Regions from separate parts of the Homo sapiens genome. Here all the other regions are linked to region 1. The links are chromatin contacts, found by Hi-C or POLR2A ChIA-PET in ENCODE. All regions are on one chromosome and are shown on one strand. The core of a region is the stretch at or near the end of the contact, and the rest is flanking DNA. Distances in the headings are between cores, read along the strand shown.

The links. A loop is a pair of places that touch in the nucleus more often than their neighbours do. ChIA-PET counts read pairs that join two places held with the same protein, here RNA polymerase II (POLR2A). Pooled maps may share reads with other maps.
Region 2: a map of endothelial cell of hepatic sinusoid shows a loop between it and region 1 (9-fold over the local background). The contact joins two enhancer-like sites. A Hi-C loop is called at or near these places in 1 of 168 maps with a recorded cell type or tissue (endothelial cell of hepatic sinusoid). POLR2A ChIA-PET finds 5 or more read pairs at or near these places in 4 of 52 experiments (OCI-LY7, WTC11, activated CD4-positive, alpha-beta T cell and 1 more).
Region 3: a pooled map shows a loop between it and region 1 (2.1-fold over the local background). The contact joins two enhancer-like sites. A Hi-C loop is called at or near these places in 1 of 50 pooled maps. POLR2A ChIA-PET finds 5 or more read pairs at or near these places in 4 of 52 experiments (GM12878, OCI-LY7, PC-9 and 1 more).

Annotation. Positions count from the first base shown.
Region 1 is chr19:11,063,205-11,067,259 of GRCh38, reverse strand. No RefSeq gene overlaps it. Among named protein-coding and RNA genes, the nearest start is that of LDLR, 24 kb to the left of the region's middle. Within about 2 kb of position 2,364, at least 4 of the 41 ENCODE cell types and tissues checked have a DNase peak (open chromatin) inside an H3K27ac peak, as active enhancers do.
Region 2 is chr19:10,874,778-10,878,832 of GRCh38, reverse strand. The region is part of intron 1 of CARM1 (coactivator associated arginine methyltransferase 1); the gene reads right to left. Among named protein-coding and RNA genes, the nearest start is that of CARM1, 5.3 kb to the right of the region's middle. RefSeq lists enhancers at 1,653-1,882, 2,063-2,212, 3,532-4,032, 4,033-4,055. Within about 2 kb of position 2,122, at least 11 of the 41 ENCODE cell types and tissues checked have a DNase peak (open chromatin) inside an H3K27ac peak, as active enhancers do.
Region 3 is chr19:10,934,584-10,938,638 of GRCh38, reverse strand. No RefSeq gene overlaps it. Among named protein-coding and RNA genes, the nearest start is that of TIMM29, 7.8 kb to the right of the region's middle. RefSeq lists an enhancer at 805-1,304 and a silencer at 2,234-2,565. Within about 2 kb of position 1,803, at least 3 of the 41 ENCODE cell types and tissues checked have a DNase peak (open chromatin) inside an H3K27ac peak, as active enhancers do.

The DNA of each region.
Region 1 (4,055 bases), core at 1,115-3,614:
TGGGGCAGGCGGATCACCTGAGGTCAGGAGTTTGACACCAGCCTGGCCAACATGGCAAAACCACGTCTCTACTGAAAATACAAAAATTAGCTGGGTGTGGGTGCGCGCCTGTCGTCCCAGCTACTCGAGAGGCTATGGTGCCACTGTACTCCAGCTGCGCAACAGGGCGAGACTCTGTCTCAAAACAAAACAAAAAGAATCTAGGAGAGCCAGCCTAGATGGCTGGATGGGAAAGCGCATGACCCCCTGCCACATATGATGTCCCGTATTATTCTTCCCACCCCCTCCTAGTCCAGGCCGTGTCAGGTCCCATCATGCCCTGACCATCCGGCGTTTCAGCTTTAAGGTCCTGCTCACTCCTGTCTTGTGGCAGCCTCTCCTGACTCCTGGGGACACACCGACCTGCCCGCCATTGCTTAGTCCACCACCTGGTTCCAGGCGCCATTTCAACTTTCAAGTCTCAGGGTCCTTGCTCCAGACCCCAGAGCAGGTGGCAGCCCCTGAGGAGTCTCATGTCCCCCAAACCCAAGCTCAGATCTGTGTAGCCTTAGGCCACTGGCTCAACCTCCCCGAGCTCCACTTGTGTCATCTGGGAAACAGGAATGAAGTCCCCCAGCCCTTGGGGTTGTTGGGAGAAGGGCACTGGCCAGCGGGACTGAAAGACAGAGGAAAGGCCTGCGAGAGGGGCAGGTGTGGAGAGCAAAGGTCAGGAAGGGCAGCAGCCAGCCAGCAGCTGTCACCAGGTCACACAGGTGAAGGCCCCTGGCTTGGGGCCACTGCCATATGGGGACCAAGCTGGTTCCAGGCCCTCAGGCCAAAGCCGATGTCTGAGACCTGAGTCAGACAGGCCTGCAGCCCGGACCACTCATCTGCACCACAGCTAACATGTCCCTGTGTCCCCATGACATGGGTTTTGCACAGGTGGACACTCAAAGTTATTTCTGTAGGCTCCCCTCATTTTTTTTCTTAAAAAATTTTCCTTAAAAAATTTTTTTTTGAGACAGGGTCTTCCTCTGTCTCCTAGGCTGGAGTGCGCTGGTGGGATCACAGCTCACTGCAGCCTCGAACTCCTGGGCTCAAGTGATCCTCCTGCCTCAGCCTCCCAAGTAGCTAGGACTACAGATGTGTACCACTGTGCCTGGCTAATTTTTTTATTTTTGTTGTTGAGATGGGGGGTCTCTATGTCGTCTAGGATGGTCTCAAATTCCTGGCCTCAAGCAATCTTCACAATCTTCCTGCCTCAGCCTCCCAAAGTGCTGGGATTATGGATATGGGCCAACACCCCCAGACTAAGGCACTTATTTTTAAATTGGCCTCATTCTGAAAACCATGAAATCATAGGTTTGGTGAGTTGGTTTTCCATAAACGTTAAAATAAATTCTGGCTGGGAGTGGTGGCTCACATCTGTAATCCCAGCACTGTGGGAGGCCAACGTGGACAGACTGCTTGAGCCCAGGGGTTTGAGACCAGCCTGGGCAACGTGGCAAAATCCTGTCTCTACTAAAAATACAAAAAAATTAGCCAGATATGGTGGTGCACGCCTGTAATCCCAGCTACTCAAAAGGCTGAGGTGGCAGAATTGCTTGAGCCCAGGAGGCGGAGGTTGCAGTGAGCAGAGATCATGTCACTATACTCCAGCCTGGGTGACAGAGCAAGACCCTGTCTCAAAAATAAATAAATAAAAAATAAATAAATTATAATCTATTAAAATAAAGCCAAAGCTATTGCAACAAACGAAATGTGGATTTTCCCAAATGGTGGAGTGAAGATCTTGGCAAATCCTCTCCCTAAAAGCAACAATAAAGCTAAACAGAATTGTCCAAAGCAACCATCCCAGGACTGTGAAGATCTCGTCAAAGGTGTTCACCCAGTGAGGAAATGTTTATTCCAGAAAAAGTACTGAGTGGCAGGGAAGAGCAGCGGGAGGTGATTTTTGCCTGGGGCTGCTCCTGGCCTGGGCCCCCAGCTCCAGCCAGGCCATGAAAATCAGCAGCCTCACTGCTGGAGGGCCTCACTGTTGGAAGCTGCAGGGATCTCGGGAGGAGAGGGCCAAGGTCATCAGCTGGCCTAAGGATGAAACAGATTGGTAAACTAGCCAGAAATGGAAAAGGAGGTCGAGACAGAGACTGCCCCAGCTGGCCCCAGGTATCCCTAGGGGTTTGGGAGGCCACGCGCAAGCGCAAGACAGCACATATGCCCTGGAGAGAGTCTGATGCACGTCTCCCTGCCCAACAGAACTGAAGTGCGTGCCCTGATAGGAACCACAGGCAGAAAGCAAAGGTAGGGCCAGCCTGCAGACTGCCCGGGCAGAGGTGCTGACTCAGCATTTGGGCCCGGGCAGAGCCGCTGACTCAGCATATTTGGGCACAAGTTCTGACCAACCACCAACTGATGTCTCAGCTTGGCTGACCCAGGGGTGACTCCTTCTAAATAAAAATGAGAATTGGGCCAGGCGCGGTGGCTCACACCTGTAATCCCAGCATTTTGGGAGGCAGAGGCGGGCAGATCACTTGAGCCCAGGTGTTCAAGACCACCGTGGGCAACATGGAGAAACCCTGTCTCTACCAAAAAAAAAAAAAAAAAAAAAAAATTAGCTGGGTGTGGTGGCACAAGCCTGTAGTTCCGGCTACTCGGGAGGCTGAGGTGGGAGGATGGCTTGAGCCCGGGAGGCTGTAGTGAGCTGAAACTGCACCACTGCAGTCCAGCATCAGTGACAGCGCAAGACCTTGTCTCCGAGGGGAAACATGAAAGAAAGAAAAGAAAAACAACAATTAAGAACAAAACAAGGCCAGGCGCGGTGGCTCGCGCCTTTAATCCCAGCACTTTGGGAGGCCAAGGTGGGCAGATCACCTGAGGTCAGGAGATCGAGACCAGCCTGGCCAACATGGTAAAACCCCGTCTTTACTAAAAATACAAAATACAAAAATTAGCCGGGCGTGGTGGCGGGTGCCTGTAATCCCAGCTACTCCAGAGGCTGAGGCAGGGGAATCGCTTGAACCCAGGAGGCGGAGGCTGCAGTCAGCCGAGATCGCACCACTGCACTCCAGCCTGGGCGACAGTGAGAGACTCCATCTCAAAAACATAACAAAATTAAAAACAAATAAATAAAAATACAATGTCTACTTTCTGACAACAAAAGCTTGCCAGACATGTGAAGAAACAGGAAAGTGTGACCTACGCTGAGGACAAAAAGGAGTCAACAGAACCTTTCTGTGGAGGAATGGATCCGGATGTTGGACCAAAAGGCTTCAAAGCAGCTACTAAAAACAGGTTCAAGCTGGGCTGGGTGGTGCATGTCTGTGGTCCCAGATACACTGGAGGCTGAAGAGGGAGGATCATCTGAGCTCTGGAAGTTGAGCTACCATCCCACCACTGCACTCCAGCCTGGGCAACAGAGCAATACCATGTCTCGATTAAAAAAAAAAAATAGAGCGGCTGAGGCAGGAGGATCACTTGAGCTCAGGAGTTCAGACCACCAGCCTGGGCAACAAAGCGAAACATTATCTCTACAAAAAAAATAATAATAATAATAATTAGCCAAGTGTGCTGGTGTGCACCTGTGGTCCCAGCTACTCAGGGGGCTGAGGCAGGAGGATCACTTGAGCCCAGGAGGTCAAGGCTGTTGTGAACTGTGATGACACCACTGCACTCTAGCTTGGGTGACACAGCAAGACCTTGTCTCAATTAAAAACAAAACAAAAAAAAAGGTTCAAAGAGCTAGAAGAAACCACATCTCAAGAATTAAAGCCAAGTATGACGACAGTGACCCACTAATAATGGCTCTTAATGAACAGACAAAAATGATAAGAATTCAAATTGGTTAGGCACAGTGGCTCACGTCTGTAATCTCAGCACTTTGAAAGGCTGAGGCGGGTGGACTGCTTGAACCCAGGAGTTTGACACCAGCCTGGGCAACATTACAAAACCCTGTCTCCACCAAAAACAAAAACAAAAACAAAAATTACCTGGGCATGGTGGCGTGCACCTATAATCCCAGCTACTCAGGAGGCTGAGGTGGGAGGATTGCTTGAGCCCAGGAAGCATAGGTTGCAATG
Region 2 (4,055 bases), core at 873-3,372, 190 kb after region 1:
ACACCATCTCAAAAAAAAAAAAAAAGCCGGGGGGAGGACCTGGATCTGGGAACTTCCAAGAGCCCAGGAGACTTTGGCACCTGACAATCTTCACACTTTAGCATTAGAGCACAAAAAATAAAATGCCATCGTGTTTAATTAAGCCTCTGCTACTTTGGGTCTTTGTGATGAACAGATAAATGTCACTGAACCACTTATATATGCATTTAAGGTGGGCATCCAGTCACCCAGAATGCCAAAGCCATCTCTGCTGCCTGCCAACCACATCACTTTGGCCAGTCAAGTTCTTTCATTTCTGTTTTTCCACCAGTAAATTGGGGTTGGTATCTCTGACCTCACAGAACTCTTTTCAGAGTAAGTGGTAACATACAGTAAGCGCCACAATTGGCACAAGGGGCTCACACAATTCAGAAGTATGCTCTATTCGGCCTGAGGATTTTTTGGTTTCTCTTTTGGCTGGGGCCAAACTCCCCACAGACCCCAACTCCTGCCTGCCTCATTCATTTATCCCAGGGGTCTACAAGCTTCCCCTGCCTCGGGCCAGTGAGTAAATATTTCAGGTTTTGCAGGACACTGTGGTCTCAACTGATTATTGTTGTTTGTGGATTGGGTTTTAGTTTTTTTCCCTAATCAATCTCTCAAAAACTGTAAAAGCCTTTCTTAGCTTTGTCTGTACAAAAATAGGCCACACCGGGCCCAGCGGTTCGTGACTATAATCCCAGCTACTTCTGAGGCTCAGGCAGGAGGAGGATGGTTTGAGGCCAGGGGTTTGGGGCCAGCCTGGGAAACACAGCAAGACTCTGTCTCTAAAAAAATTGCTTAAATTAGCCAAGGGTGGTGACATGTGCTTGTAGTCCCAGCTACTTGGGAGGATGAGGCCAGAGGATCACTTGAGCCCAGGAGTTAGAGGCTGCAGTGAGCTACTAAAATACAAAAAATTAGCTGGGCATGGCGGCATGTGCCTGTAATCCCAGCTACTCGGGAGGCTGAGACAGGAGAATCGCTTGAACCTGGGAGGCAGAGGTTGCAGTGAGCCGAGATTGCGCCACTGCATTCCAGCCTGGGCAACAGAGCGAGATTCCATCTCAAAATAAATAAATAATAAAACACAGGCTGGGTGCGGTGGCTCGCACCTGTAATCCCAGCATTTTGGGAGGCTGAGGCAGGCAGATTATTTGAGGTCAGGAGTTCGAGGCCAGCCTGGCCAAGATGGTGAAACCCTGTCTCTACTAAAAATACAAAAATTAGCCAGGGTGGTGGCACAGGCCTGTAATCCCAGCTACTCAGGAGGGTGAGGCATGAGAATCACTTGAACCTGGGAGGTGGAGGTTACAGTGAGCCAAGACCATGCCATTGCACTCCAGCCTGGGCAACACAGTGAGACTCTGTCTCACTAATAAAATACAAACACAGATAAAAATAGGCCACAGGCTCAATGTGGCCCATAGGCCTAATTTATATCACTGCCCTTTCCCTAGCTGCCCCCAAGGTCAAGCATTTTGAGTCAACACAAGTTTATGCACAGTCTGGTACGGGATAAATGCTCAATAAATGACGGTATCCATTAGCCACACGCAGGCACCGCTGAAACACAAATGCCTTTCTGGGGTTACTAACTTTCCCTGTTGTCACTCCAGCTTGACACCGAGATGTCCTAAAGATGGGGCACATAACAAGCTCTTCTATACCCCTGCCCCAGCTGTCAGGGGGATCCCAGGAGTGTAACCAAAGGAAGTCACAAGGGCCCCTGGTTCGGTGACAGCAGGCCATTCTTCACCTTCTTTGGACAAAGGGTTTTTCTCTGAACTTTCCACCCCATGGCATGCCCCTCACAAACTGAAGTTTAGCCCCTGACGGAGCCCATGCTGCTGTGTAAGCTTCTGAGCCAAGGGGATGGGAGAGTCTAAAGCACTGGCCACACTGACTCGTGCTGACCAAGAAAGAAAAGTGACACAGTCATTTCCAGAAAGAGCGCCACAGGGCTGGGGAAGTGAGAGTTTGTTCTGTTCTCTTTCCCGGCACCCCTCCCTGAGAAACTGCCTCCTTTCCAAGGGAGGGCAGCCTATGCCCAGGAACTCCAGAGGCCATGCCAAAGCTTCCTCAAGCCCAGGAAGCCCACGCCAAAGGGCCTCCCCCTCTGCACAGGGAAAATGGCCTGGTGTTGGTAGTTGCCATTTGGCCAATCTCATGGACGTAGGCCAGGGTGACTTCAGATGGCAAGAAGTAACTGTTCACTACAGAGTGACAGAGACAGGCCCTTCTGCAGCTGTCATCCTTCCCCTGGAGGGTGCAGACGTCAAGGAACAGGGCTGGAAGTCCTCCCCACGTGCCTCTCCTGGGCCTCCTATGTTAGGTACAGATCATGGCCCAGGACTCCCTCCCATGGCCGGTGAGCCAAGACAGCGGGGCAGCCCTGGAGCATAGGGGGCTCCTCCTAGAAAAGCTAGCTCATTCCCATGCCACACCAACGAACACTGCTGTCAGTAACATGGACATAAATATTTATTGGCCGGGCGCAGTGGCTCACGTCTGTAATCCTAGCACTTTGGGAGGCCAAGGCAGGAGGACTGCTTGAGCCCAGGAGTTCAAGACCAGCCTGGGCAAAATAGTGAGACCGCATCGCTAGAAGAAACTTAAAAATTAGCCATATGTGAGGCTGGTGGCGGTGGCTCACACCTGTAATCCCAGCACTTTAGGAGGCCAAGGTGGGCGGATCACCTGAGGTCAGGAGTTCGAGACCAGCCTGACCAACACGGAGAAACCCCATCTCTACTAAAAATACAAAAAAAATTAACCGGGCATGGTGGCACATGCCTCTAATCCCTGTAATCCCAGGACTTTGGGAGGCCAAAGCAGGCGAATCGCTCGAACCCGGGAGGCAGAGGTTGCAGTGAGCCGAGATCACGCCATTGCACTCCAGCCTGGGCAAAATTCCATCTCAAAAAAAAAAAAAAGACAGACATCCAAGTTGTAACCCCTGGAATCTGTGAAGGTGACCTTATTAGGAAATAGGGTCTTTGCAGATAAGGATCTTGAGATGAGATCATCCTAGATATAAAGTGGGCCCTAAATCCAATGCCCAGTGTCCTTATAAGAAAAGAACAGCTGGGGCCGGGCACGGTGGCTCAAGCCTGTAATCCCAGCACTTTGGGAGGCCAAGGTGGGCAGATCACGAGGTCAGGAGATGGAGACCATCCTGGCTAACACGGTGAAACCCCGTCTCTACTAAAAATACAAAGAATTAGCCGGGCGTGGTGGCGGGCGCCTGTAGTCCCAGCTACCCGGGAGGCTGAGGCAGGAGAATGGCCTGAACCCAGGAGGCAGAGCTTGCAGTAAGCGGAGATCGCGCAATTGCACTTCAGCCTGGGTGACAGAGCCAGACTCCGTCTCAAAAAAAAAAAGAAAAGAAAAGAACAGCTGAGGTGGGAGGATCACTTGAGCCTAGGAGTTCGAGACCAGCCTATAACACGGCGAGACTCCATCTCACTTTAAAAAAAAAAGGAAAAAAGAGGACACAAGACACAGGAGTGAAGACAGACGCAGGGACTTGGGTTTCGCTGCTGCAAATCAAGCAACAGCTGGATCCACTGCAATCTGGAAGATGCAAGGATTTTCCTGTAGAACCTCTCCAGGGATTGTGGCCCTGCCAGTACCATGATTTCAGACTTCTGACCATGAACTGAGAGAGAATCCATTCCTGTTGTCTTAAACCAAAAATCTGTCATAATTTGTTATTGCAGCCATGGGAAATTAATACACCCAGCACTGATCACCTCCAACTCCAGAACCCATGCTTTTTTTTTTTTTTTCAGACAGGGTCTTGCTCTGTCACCCAGGCTGACATGCAGTGGTGCAATCTCAGCTCACTGTAACCTCTGCTTCCCTGGTTCAAGCGATCCTCCCACCTCATCCTCCGGAGTAGCTGGGACTACAGTCGCAGGTACCACCACACCTGGCTAATTTTTGCATTTTTAGCAGAGACGAGATTTTGCCATGTTGGCCAAGCTGGTCTCAACCTCCTGACCTCAAGTGATTCGCCTGCCTCAACCTCTCAA
Region 3 (4,055 bases), core at 554-3,053, 130 kb after region 1:
CTCAGCTACTCAAAAGGCTGAGGCAGGGAGAATCACTTGAAGCCAGGAGGCGGAGGATGCAATGAGGTGAGATTGTGCCACTGTACTCCAGTCTGAACGACAGAGCGAGACTCCGTCTTAAAAAAGAGAGACTGAAAAATCACAACAACGAAATACAGTATGTGAACTTTGTTTGGATCATGAATCAAACAAACCAAGTGTAAAAGGACACTTTTGAGATCCTCAGGGAAATGTAATATCAGATGATACCAAATAATAATTGTGGACTTTGATAGGTGTGATAATGGTAGTGTCATGATATAAGAAAATGAAATTATAGGCCAGACGTGGTGGCTCACACCTGTAATCCAAACACTTTGGGGGGCCAAAGGGGGCAGATAACCTGAGGTCAGGAATTCGAGACCAGCCTGACCAATATGGTGAAACCTCTGTCTCTACTAAAAATACAAAAACTAGCTGGGCGTGGTGGCGTGCACCTGTAGTCCCAGCTACTCAGGAGACTGAGACAGGAGAATTGCTTGAACCTGGGAGGTTGCAGTGAGTCGAGATCATGCCACTGCACTCCAGCCTGGGCAACAGAGCGAGAATCTGTCTCAAAAAAAAAAAAAAAAAAAGGAAGAAAGAAAATGAAATTATAGGGGTAATATGACAGGATATCTGGGATTTGCTTTAAAATACTTCGGTTGTCAACGGTAAAGTTTGGGACCAAAAAAAAAAAACAAAGAACTTCTGTTGGCTGGGTGTGGTGGTTCACGTCTATAATCCCACCACTTTGAGAAGCTGAGGCAGGATCATTGCTTGAGGCCAGGAGTTCGAGATCAGCGTGGTCAACTGCAGCCTCAACTTCTCTAACTTAGGTGATCCTCCCACCTCAGCCTCCCAAGTAGCTGGGACTACAGGCACGCACCACCACATCTGGCTAGTTTTTGTATTTTTTTGTAGAGACAGAGTCTCACTGTGTTGCCCAGACTGGTCTTGAACTTCTAGGCTCAAGCAATCTGCCCCTCTCGGCCTCACAAAGTGCTGAGATTACAGGTGTGAGCCAGGGCACCCCCAGCCCATCTTACACATATTGACCGATGTCTCATGTCTCACTAAAATGTATAAAAGCAAACTATGCCCCAACCACCTTGGGTACATGTTCTCAGGATCTCCTGAGGGCTGTGTCCCAGGCCATTGGTTACTCATATTTGGCTCAGAATAAATCTCTTCAGATATTTTCGGAGTCTGGGCCAGGCGCGGTGGCTCACGCCTGTAATCCCAGTACTTTGGGAGGCCGAAGTGGGTGGATCAGCTGAGGTTGGGAGTTTGATAGCAGCCTCACCAACATGGAGAAACCCCGTCTCTACTAAAAATACAAAAAATTAGCCGGGCATGGTGGCTCATGCCTGTAATCCCAGCTACTTGGGAGGCTGAGGCAGGAGAATCGCTTGAACCCGGGAGGCAGAGGTTGCGGTGAGCCAAGATCGTGCCATTGCACTCCAGCCTGGGCAACAAGAGCAAAACTCCGTCTCAAAACAAAACAAAACAAAAAAAAAAACAAAAAAAGATTCAGAGTCTGACTCTTTTTGTGGACATAAGTAGGTAAAGGTGCAGGTTCCAGAGATGAAGGTGGCCCCTCCGTGGGGCCTCGACTTCTGCCATCATCTATCCAATTCCAAGGCACAGTAAACTGGTGCAAGTGGAAGCTGCACGACCTCCACTTGCTGCTGCCCGCGGACAAAAGGAACCTGCGTTGAGCCATTCCATGGGGGCTAAGTAAGGCAGGATGGAATCAGCTACGTTCTGTCTCCGAACTAAGTCTCTGATGCCCTCTGCTGGTCTTTCTAATCACAACAGTGGGAAAGATACTTTTTTTTTTTTTTTTAAGACGGAGTCTTGCTCTGTCTCCCAGGCTGGAGTGCAATGGCACCATCTTGGCTCACGGCAACCTCCGTCTTCCAGGTTCAAGTGATTCTCCTGCCTCAGCCTCCTGAGTAGCTGGGATTACAGGCGCCCACCACCATGCCCGGCTAATTTTTGTATTTTTAGTAGAGACAGGGTTTCGTCATGTTGGTCAGGCTGGTCTCCAACTCCTGACTTCAGGTGATCCTCCCATCTCGGTCTCCCAAAGTGCTTGGATTACAGGCGTGAGCCACCACGCTCGGCCGAAAAGTACTTTTCAAAGGACGTGCTGGAGGGCAACTCCTGGGCTAGCCTGGAAAGCGGAAATAATTAAAGCTAACCAAGAATCCAAGAATATTTTATTTCCTTGGGAGGCTGAGGCAGGAAAATCACTTGAGCCCAGGAGTTTGAGATCAGCCTGGGCAACACAGTGAGATCTCATCTCTACAAATAACTTAAAAAATTAGCCGGTGTGGTGGTGTGTGTCTGTGGTCCCAGCAGCTTGGGAGGCTGAGGTGGGAGGATTGCTTGAATCCAAGAGGTCGAGGCTGCAATGGGTCGTTAATGCACTCCAGCCTGGGTGACACAGCGAGACCCTATCTCCAAACTGCTCCCCCCCGCCCCCGCCTTTTTTTTCAAGGGAGAACTCAGGCCGGGTGCAGTGATGCACACTTGTAATCCAGCACTTTGGGAGGCCGAGGTGGGAAGATCATTTGAATTCAGGAGTTCGAGAACAGCCTGGGTGACATAGCGAAACCCTGTCTCTACAAAAAAAATACACAAAAGTTAGCTGGGCATGGTGGTGCACACCTGTAGTCCCAGCTACTTGAGAGCCTGAGGTGGGTGGACAGCTTGAGTCCAGGGAGGTCGAGGTTGCAGTGAGCTGAGATTGCATCACTGCACTCCAGCCTGGGAGAGAGAGTGAGACCGTCCCTGAAAACAAGGTGTGGGGGAGAACTCAGAAATGTTCATATTAGATTCGGCTGTCACTTGGATCTGAGAAAGAAGCGTGCCTTGGCTCTATCCTATCAGACATTGGGCCCTCCCTACATGGTGGCCCTGCACCACTAGGCAGGGTGCATCAGCCCCTCCACAACCACTTAGGAAGGTCACAGCATGGATTCGGAGCCATAATCTTCCCTGCACAGCCGCACCACAGACTGTGAATGCCTACTCTGTACCAAGTGCTTTAGTGGGCTTTTAAATTTTTCTGACAAGCCCACACTTAGAGATAAGGAGCCCAAAGCATGGAGAAGTGACTTCACTCACAAAGCAAGGAAGTGTAAAAGCTGAGTTCCAAATCCTGGCTTTAAAGCCCACTTATGCCTCCTGTCCTCTGCCTTACACCAGAGCATGGGCTGAAGTACAGTGAGACCTCTGGGAAAAGCTGACCCTCTGCCCAAAGCCAAGACACAAAGCCTTCAGGCTGCCCAAGCTCCACAATTCCTACCAACAGCGCCGACCACTGCCCTCAGCTTCAAGCTCCCAGCAGCTTCAGATGATCTTCCTGGAACACACCCTGGCGAGAAGTCAAAAGTGGCATTTAATAACTGACTCAAGCAATGATGGTGTGGACCCTTTCCAATACTTCTGATCAATGAGAAACAAGTGTCTTTGATGACACCTTAAAACCCTTCCCTGAAGTTGGCTAATGTCTAACAGAGGGCAGATTTGGGGACAGAGATTTTTGGCAGGTAATGGTGTAGAGATAGCATTTAGTTAGTATCATCTCGACGTCTTTTGTTTCCTTTCATTTTTGGGGGTTAGAGGGGAGATAGTGTCTCACTCTGTGGCCCAGGATGGAGTGCAGCGGCATGACCAAGCTCATTGCAGCCTCAAACTCCTGGGCTCAAGGGATCCTCTCACCTCAGCCTCACAAGTAGCTGGGACCACAGGCACACACCGTCTCACTTGGCTATTTTTTTTTTAATTATTATTTATTTATTTATTGGGACGGAGTTTTGCTCTTGTTGCCCAGGCTGGAGTGCAATGGCATGATCTCGGCTCACTCCCGAGTAGCTGGGATTACAGGTGCTTGCCACCATGCCCGGTTAATTTTTTGTATTTTTAATAGACACGGGGTTTTACCATGTTGCCCATGCTGGTCTTGAACTCCTAACTTCAGGTGACCCACTCGTCTTGGCCTCCCAAAGTGCTGGGATTACAGATGT